2 separate regions of the Homo sapiens genome follow, and region 2 is linked to region 1. Evidence: read pairs that join two places in POLR2A ChIA-PET (ENCODE). Cell type or tissue: PC-3. All regions are shown on one strand. Links, peaks and the distances in the headings refer to the core of each region. The heading gives the core; the rest is flanking DNA.

The links. ChIA-PET counts read pairs that join two places held together with the same protein. Peaks named below come from ENCODE experiments on the same cell type or tissue, not always from the same donor. Only the 100,000 strongest peaks of a DNase experiment are listed, where the experiment ranks them.
Region 2: POLR2A ChIA-PET joins it to region 1 with 24 read pairs; 3 of 35 experiments call an interaction of 5 or more read pairs at or near these places.

What each region holds. Positions count from the first base shown.
Region 1 is chr11:66,071,934-66,074,846 of GRCh38, reverse strand. All of the region lies in intron 1 of PACS1 (phosphofurin acidic cluster sorting protein 1), which reads right to left. Among named protein-coding and RNA genes, the nearest start is that of PACS1, 3.1 kb to the right of the region's middle. In PC-3, for the core only: no CTCF peak of the experiment used is centred there; no DNase peak of the experiment used is centred there; H3K4me3 peaks cover 347 bases.
Region 2 is chr11:66,310,893-66,313,805 of GRCh38, reverse strand. No RefSeq gene overlaps it. Among named protein-coding and RNA genes, the nearest start is that of CD248, 4.7 kb to the left of the region's middle. RefSeq lists a silencer at 1,356-1,605. In PC-3, for the core only: a CTCF peak has its summit at 1,821; DNase peaks (open chromatin) are centred at 965, 1,415 and 1,815; H3K4me3 peaks cover 1,593 bases; H3K27ac peaks cover 443 bases.

The sequences.
Region 1 (2,913 bases), core at 310-2,809:
TGCTTCTGTGGTTAAAGGGGCAAATGCCCCCAAGCGTTTTCATGAAAGTAACACTTCTGCTGCAGACCAGTCATGCCAACTCAGCTATGGCCACCTTCTGTGATTCCAACGCTTTTGTCCATTAAGGCTTGACCTCAGCACCCACTTAAAAAAAATGTGACCTAAGGAGAAAAGTGACTGATAACTGCCAACTCCTACCCTAAGTTCACATACACATAAGGGTATGCAAATGGGCTTTGGATATGGTTTGCGAATGATACAGCAGAGCACATTTCATCTCTTAATAATCACTTTTATGCCACTGAGGAAATTTTGAATGCTTGTAAAATTTAGTAATTTTTCTGCCTCTCCTACTTACAGCAACACAAAAAGAAAAGAACATCAGGGAAACCTCACCATACAAAGGCAGAAGGGAAGGGATCAACAATGAGGCTCTAACACCCTTCCTTTAACATCAAGCAGCATGCCACCTGGTCCCCATAACCCTGCACCACGGTCCATGCCATACTGGACCATAGTAGAGGAAGTACTACTTAGCATGAAGGGAAAACAATGCTAACTTCTAAAGCTTGAATTTCATAAAAGATAAAGGAACTATAGCAAAACTACCTTTTTGTAACAGAATCTTAAAAGCCAACTGTATTTCACAGTGATTACCTCTGGGAAGTGAGAAGAGGGATGGACTGGGGGCTTTTTCCTTTGTGCTTTCCATCTTTCCATACTGCTCAAATTTCTAATCATGGACATATATTAATCATTTTGTCTTTAAAAAAAATGCTGGTAAAAGGCTGGGCACAGTGGCTCACACCTGTAATCTCAGCACTTTGGGAGTCCGAGGTAGGAGGACAGTTTGAAGCAAGGAGTTCAAGACCAGCCTGGGCAACATAGTGAGACCCTGTTTTTAAAAAAAAAAAAAAAAAAAAAAAAAAAGCCAGGTGTGATGTCACATGCCTATAGTCCCAGCTACTTGGGAGGCTGAGGCTGGAGGATTGCTGAGCCCAGGAGTTGGAGGCTGCAGTGAGCTATGACTGTGCCACTACACTGTAGCCTGGATGACAGAGCAAGACTCCATCTAAAGAAAAAAAACAAAAAATGCTGGTGAAAAATGTGATCAACAGAACAATTTCATTCTTTTAAAACCAGCTGTGAGTAAGCTATTCACCTATATAAAGTTTTTCAAAAGTACTATGTATTCTGGGGGAATTTAACAGATGTTAAATAAGAGCAGACACCTACCTGAAGAACAACTACACTGCTCTTTATTTAAATATCTAATACAGGAAACGGTATTTTTTTCAAAAGAAAATTATATTTTGACAGGCATCAAGAAAAGCAGCAGGACCTTCCTAACACTGTACTGTTCGAGCCCCTCTTCTCTGCCCTAAGAGACCAAATCCCATGACATTCTTATGCACACCTAACCTTAGATCCACAATCATGTTTACATTTCTAAGGGGCATGTATCTCATATATTTGTGTCCCGTTTGAGTTACATGAGACAAGAATGTTAATCCCTCCACAGAGTGCTGCATGTTGCCTATATATTCTAAACAACATGAACAAGGACACCCAGGAGACCTCAAATTAACCAGATGACTCTAATAATTGGAAAGACCAATGGCAGGCCATTTTCTCCCCACAGAGTGTTATTCTGGCCTGCAAAATGCTCAAAGAGCACATGTGTTCCACAAGGAGTGAGGAGGTACAAGGGTGATGGATGAAAAACAATGTCGGAGCAGGACAGTGGACAAGCTCAAGGACTGGTCAGTAAACGTGACGTAACTGCACACTCCCGGAATGTAAAAATAAGTCCGCCTAAGCCTCTCACAGCAAGTTAGCATAATAATTATACATTTGATCAGGATGCCTGGCTGTTTCTTAGGCTAATAATTTATTACGTGGACTTTGCAGTGACCAAAAGACCTAGGGGCAGACCAAACATCAACAGCAGTCAATGATTTCATTCACGCCCCTCTGCTGCAGCTCCTTGCCAGTAGGCTCGCGCCTTTTCAACCTAACGAGATGGAGAAGGCAGCTGCCCAAACGTCACCAAACACAGGCATGAAAGTGAAGGAGAAATGGGAAAGACTGGACCCACGTAGGAAGGAACACAGTGTTTCTATGTGTGAAAGAGGTGGGTTAGGATACTTCAGCGATAGATGGGCCTGTATAGAAAGAGAGAGGCCTGCTTAGGATCAAGAGAGGAACACCATCACATACTCAACTCTCGCTTGAGCTTGGTGTTGTGCTATGGATCTGGCCACAGCAAACTAAATTAATGTGGCTCCTGATTTCCCTAGAGAAAGGACAGAGAAAAAAAAAACAATGTGTAAATCTGTTAAGTGATGTGGAAACACAGAGTGGAAGCAGCCTGTGGAAACAATCTACTTTTGCCTAGTGAAGTCCCAGATCTATACCCTGCGAGCGGCAATCCCACCCCTCCATATGAATACAACCTAAAGAAACTTCTGCACAAGAGCACTAGGAGTCCTGGGGGGAAATGTGTGCATTACTGTGGGTGTTAAACAGGAAACAACCTACATATTCAAGAGAATTACGGTATATTCATTCACACAACAGAATACTACCCATCATGAAAATATTTAAACTATGGCTACCATACCACATGGATGATTCTCACAAACCTAATGCTGATTTAAAAAAAAATAAAAAAACCAATCAAGTCACAGAACACATACAGGATGACACCATGTACACAAACTTCAAGAACATTCAGAACTATAAAATATATAGAGATGCATTATGTAGTAAAACTAATTTTTTTCTAACAAGGGAAATGATAAACACAATTCAAAATAGTGTTTACCTTTGTAGAAGGAAGAGGGGAGACAGTCAGGAAGGGGCACCCTGAGAGCTTCAACAGAAGCGATAATGCTCTGTTCCTTAAGCTGA
Region 2 (2,913 bases), core at 1-2,500, 240 kb before region 1:
CCTGAGCTTGAGCGAGGGCTCCGGCTGCTCAGGACTGAAGTGTCCCAGGAACTGGAGGGCCTGGTCAAAGATCACAGCCTGGTGGGAGTGACCTCCCTCATTTCGTGCTCACTGCCTTGGGGGGCGGGGGTGAGACCTGGGGAGGGGAGGCGCCAGTTCCCACCGCCTCTGTAATTTTTCAGTTACAGCCTCTTGGGGGCCTCTAATTAGGACGGGGCAGAGCCGCCACGACCACCCGGGCAGGCGAGGAGGAGTGGCCCAGCGCCCCCTTCGGGCCTGGACCTGAGCTGGAAGGCTGAGCTGGGCCCCAGGGAACCAGGAAAGGAGGGGCCGGAGCTGGGGATGAACCAGGGGGTCGCGGAGGGGGCGGAGGGAACGCTACGCACCGCCCCCGGTCCCCGCTCTCACGTTCCCCTAACTCAAACCAGACGTCCCCGCCAGATCCTGCACAGCTTTAACCTCGGAGACGCCGTCGGGCAGGTTTGCTGGATGCCAATGAGGGTTGCGAGGCGGCCCAGACGGCTGAGTCTGGGAAGGAGGTGAGGAAGCCTGGGGAGCGACAAGGCCTGCAGAGACGGGATGGTCTGGAGTCCCCTCCGTGACCTCGGGTAGGGATCTAGAGCGCCTCGAGGGCAGGAAACAGTTAAATACACTGCAGTCGGAGGCGGGGGATGGGAGTGGGGAAGGGGGCCCAGAGCCGGCTCTTTGTCATCTGGTAATGAGCACCAGATGCGGAGCTGCGTGCGGGCCTAAACAGACGGCCTCCCAGGGCAGAGCCCCGGCCTGCGCCCAGCCCGGGCTCAGCCCACTTACTCGCAGGCCCCGCCTCATTCGGGCGCGGCGGCGAACTGCATACTCCAGCGGTATCAGCCCGGACCTGGGAGCTACGAGCCACGCCTACTCGCTGCAGAACAGAAGAGAGCCCCCGGGAGCTCTCCAGAGGCCCCGCCCACAAAGCCACAAGCCCCGCCCCTGCCAACTCAAAGATTCCAGCAGCGATTGTGCCCGCCCCCTGCCCTCTTGGCCCCGCCCAGTCCCCCGCCCACAACCTACAAGCCCCACCTCCTCCGCTCGGCGCGCGCAGATTGGCGGAACTATTAGTCTCGGCTTCTAGGAGGTATGAACTTCGCCCCGAGTTTACACATTCTCTTCACGCGGCGCTACAGGCCCCGCCCAACACAACTGCAAGCTTCGCCTCACAGAGCCCTGGACACTGCAGGGAATCCCTCAGAGGTCTTAACTCTGTTGGGGGATGATGTAAACTCCGCCCTCCAGGGAAACGTGTGAAGTTCCCCTCAACCTCCTCTTCAGGCTCCGTCCCCAGCTACAAGCTCCGCCCCCTCTCAAGCTCACAAAAGTGGAAGAACTGCGCCCTCGTAGGACTGTCACACCTCACACATCGAGCGGAGGTAGCGGTTCACCTACACGGAGCCCCGCCCCCGGGGCCGCCCACGAAAGATGCAAGCCACGCCCCTGGGGGCCCTGGAGTCCCGCCCACCCAGAGCGCCCTGGCTGCGGCGTAGCGCACAAATACGGCTCTGCGAAGAGCGCTACCGAGCGAGCCTCTTATCGCACGCCCCGCCCACACTCAGGCTCACCCTCTTGGCGCAAGCACCGCCCACTCCACCCCTGGGTCCCTTACCACCTTCGCGATATGCCCAGATCCACCAGTCCTCCGAACCCCTCATCTCTCACCACGATGCCCTTGAACCTGGCCCTGGAGCCCTCTTCTTCCTCCACCTACGGTTTCCGTTTGTCCAGATTTCGGGTTCTCTGGGCGAGCCCGGAGACTGGGCCCGGACAGCCGGGCAGATGGCGTCGATGGGCCTTTGGCGCCACCTGGCCTCGGCCCCACGGACTTACAGCCACCGCGAGGCCTCGGTAGGGCCTCTCTCTCAAAGCGTACTAATTGCTCAGTAAATAGAAATAGCTGCTTAATTCGTTAAATGTTAGTGTTACTTAAATATCTGCCGACTCCCCCCACGGGACAGCCCATCCTTTCGCAGATGCCTTTCGTCGTATGTGGAAATTCGTCCCTAAGGGAGCTTCGCACTGGCCCTCGAGCCACCCTATGAGCTGAGCGCCCCTGACAATCTCTAAAGTGGCTGGCTGGTCGAACTCTTGCTGTCTCTCCCCGACAAATCCTTTCGCCTGGAGGGCGAAAGCATCGCCTCTCATCTGGCGGCCTAGAATTCCTAGGACCAGGTTTCCCCCGCCCCCACCTAGTGCTCCAAAGGCTAGACACCTTCCCTGGGGGCTGTGTTGCGAAGGGGTGGGTTTGGGCGGGGAAGCCCTCAATTAGGAGCTGAAGGTCGTAGTTTTTAGGGACAGTGTCTCAAGGGAGACCCTATCTCAGCTCTCATCTCTACCTCTGAAAATAACAGCCTGGAGGGCAGGAGACGCTGAAGTTCAGGGCTAGGAACCCAGTAAAATATTTTTCAAACATTAGTGGGACAGACAGGGAGCAACCCTTGAGGAGGAAGGGAGTTGACACCACTGAGCTCCAGTTGGGCCCTTTGCTTCCTGCCTTAGCTGCCAACCTTGCCCTTACCCACCTCCGGGCAAATCAGGCCTGGGGAGAGGGATACTTTCCAGACCAGGTTCCAATGCTCGTGCACTAGCCATTACAAATGTAAATAGGGTTTAGCGCTAAATACTGACGATAATAATAGTGAATGCTTGAAGCACTTCTGTTTTGTTTTTGTTTTTGTTTTTTGTTTTTGTTTTTGTTTTTTCGAGACGGAGTTTCTCTCTTGTTGCTCAGGCTGGAGTGCAATAGCGCCATCTCGGCTCACTGCAACCTCCGCCTCCCAGGTTCAAGCGATTCTCCTGCCGCAGCCTCCCAAGTAGCTGGGATTACAGGCACCCACAACCACGCCCGGCTAATTTTTGTATTTTTAATACAGACGGGGT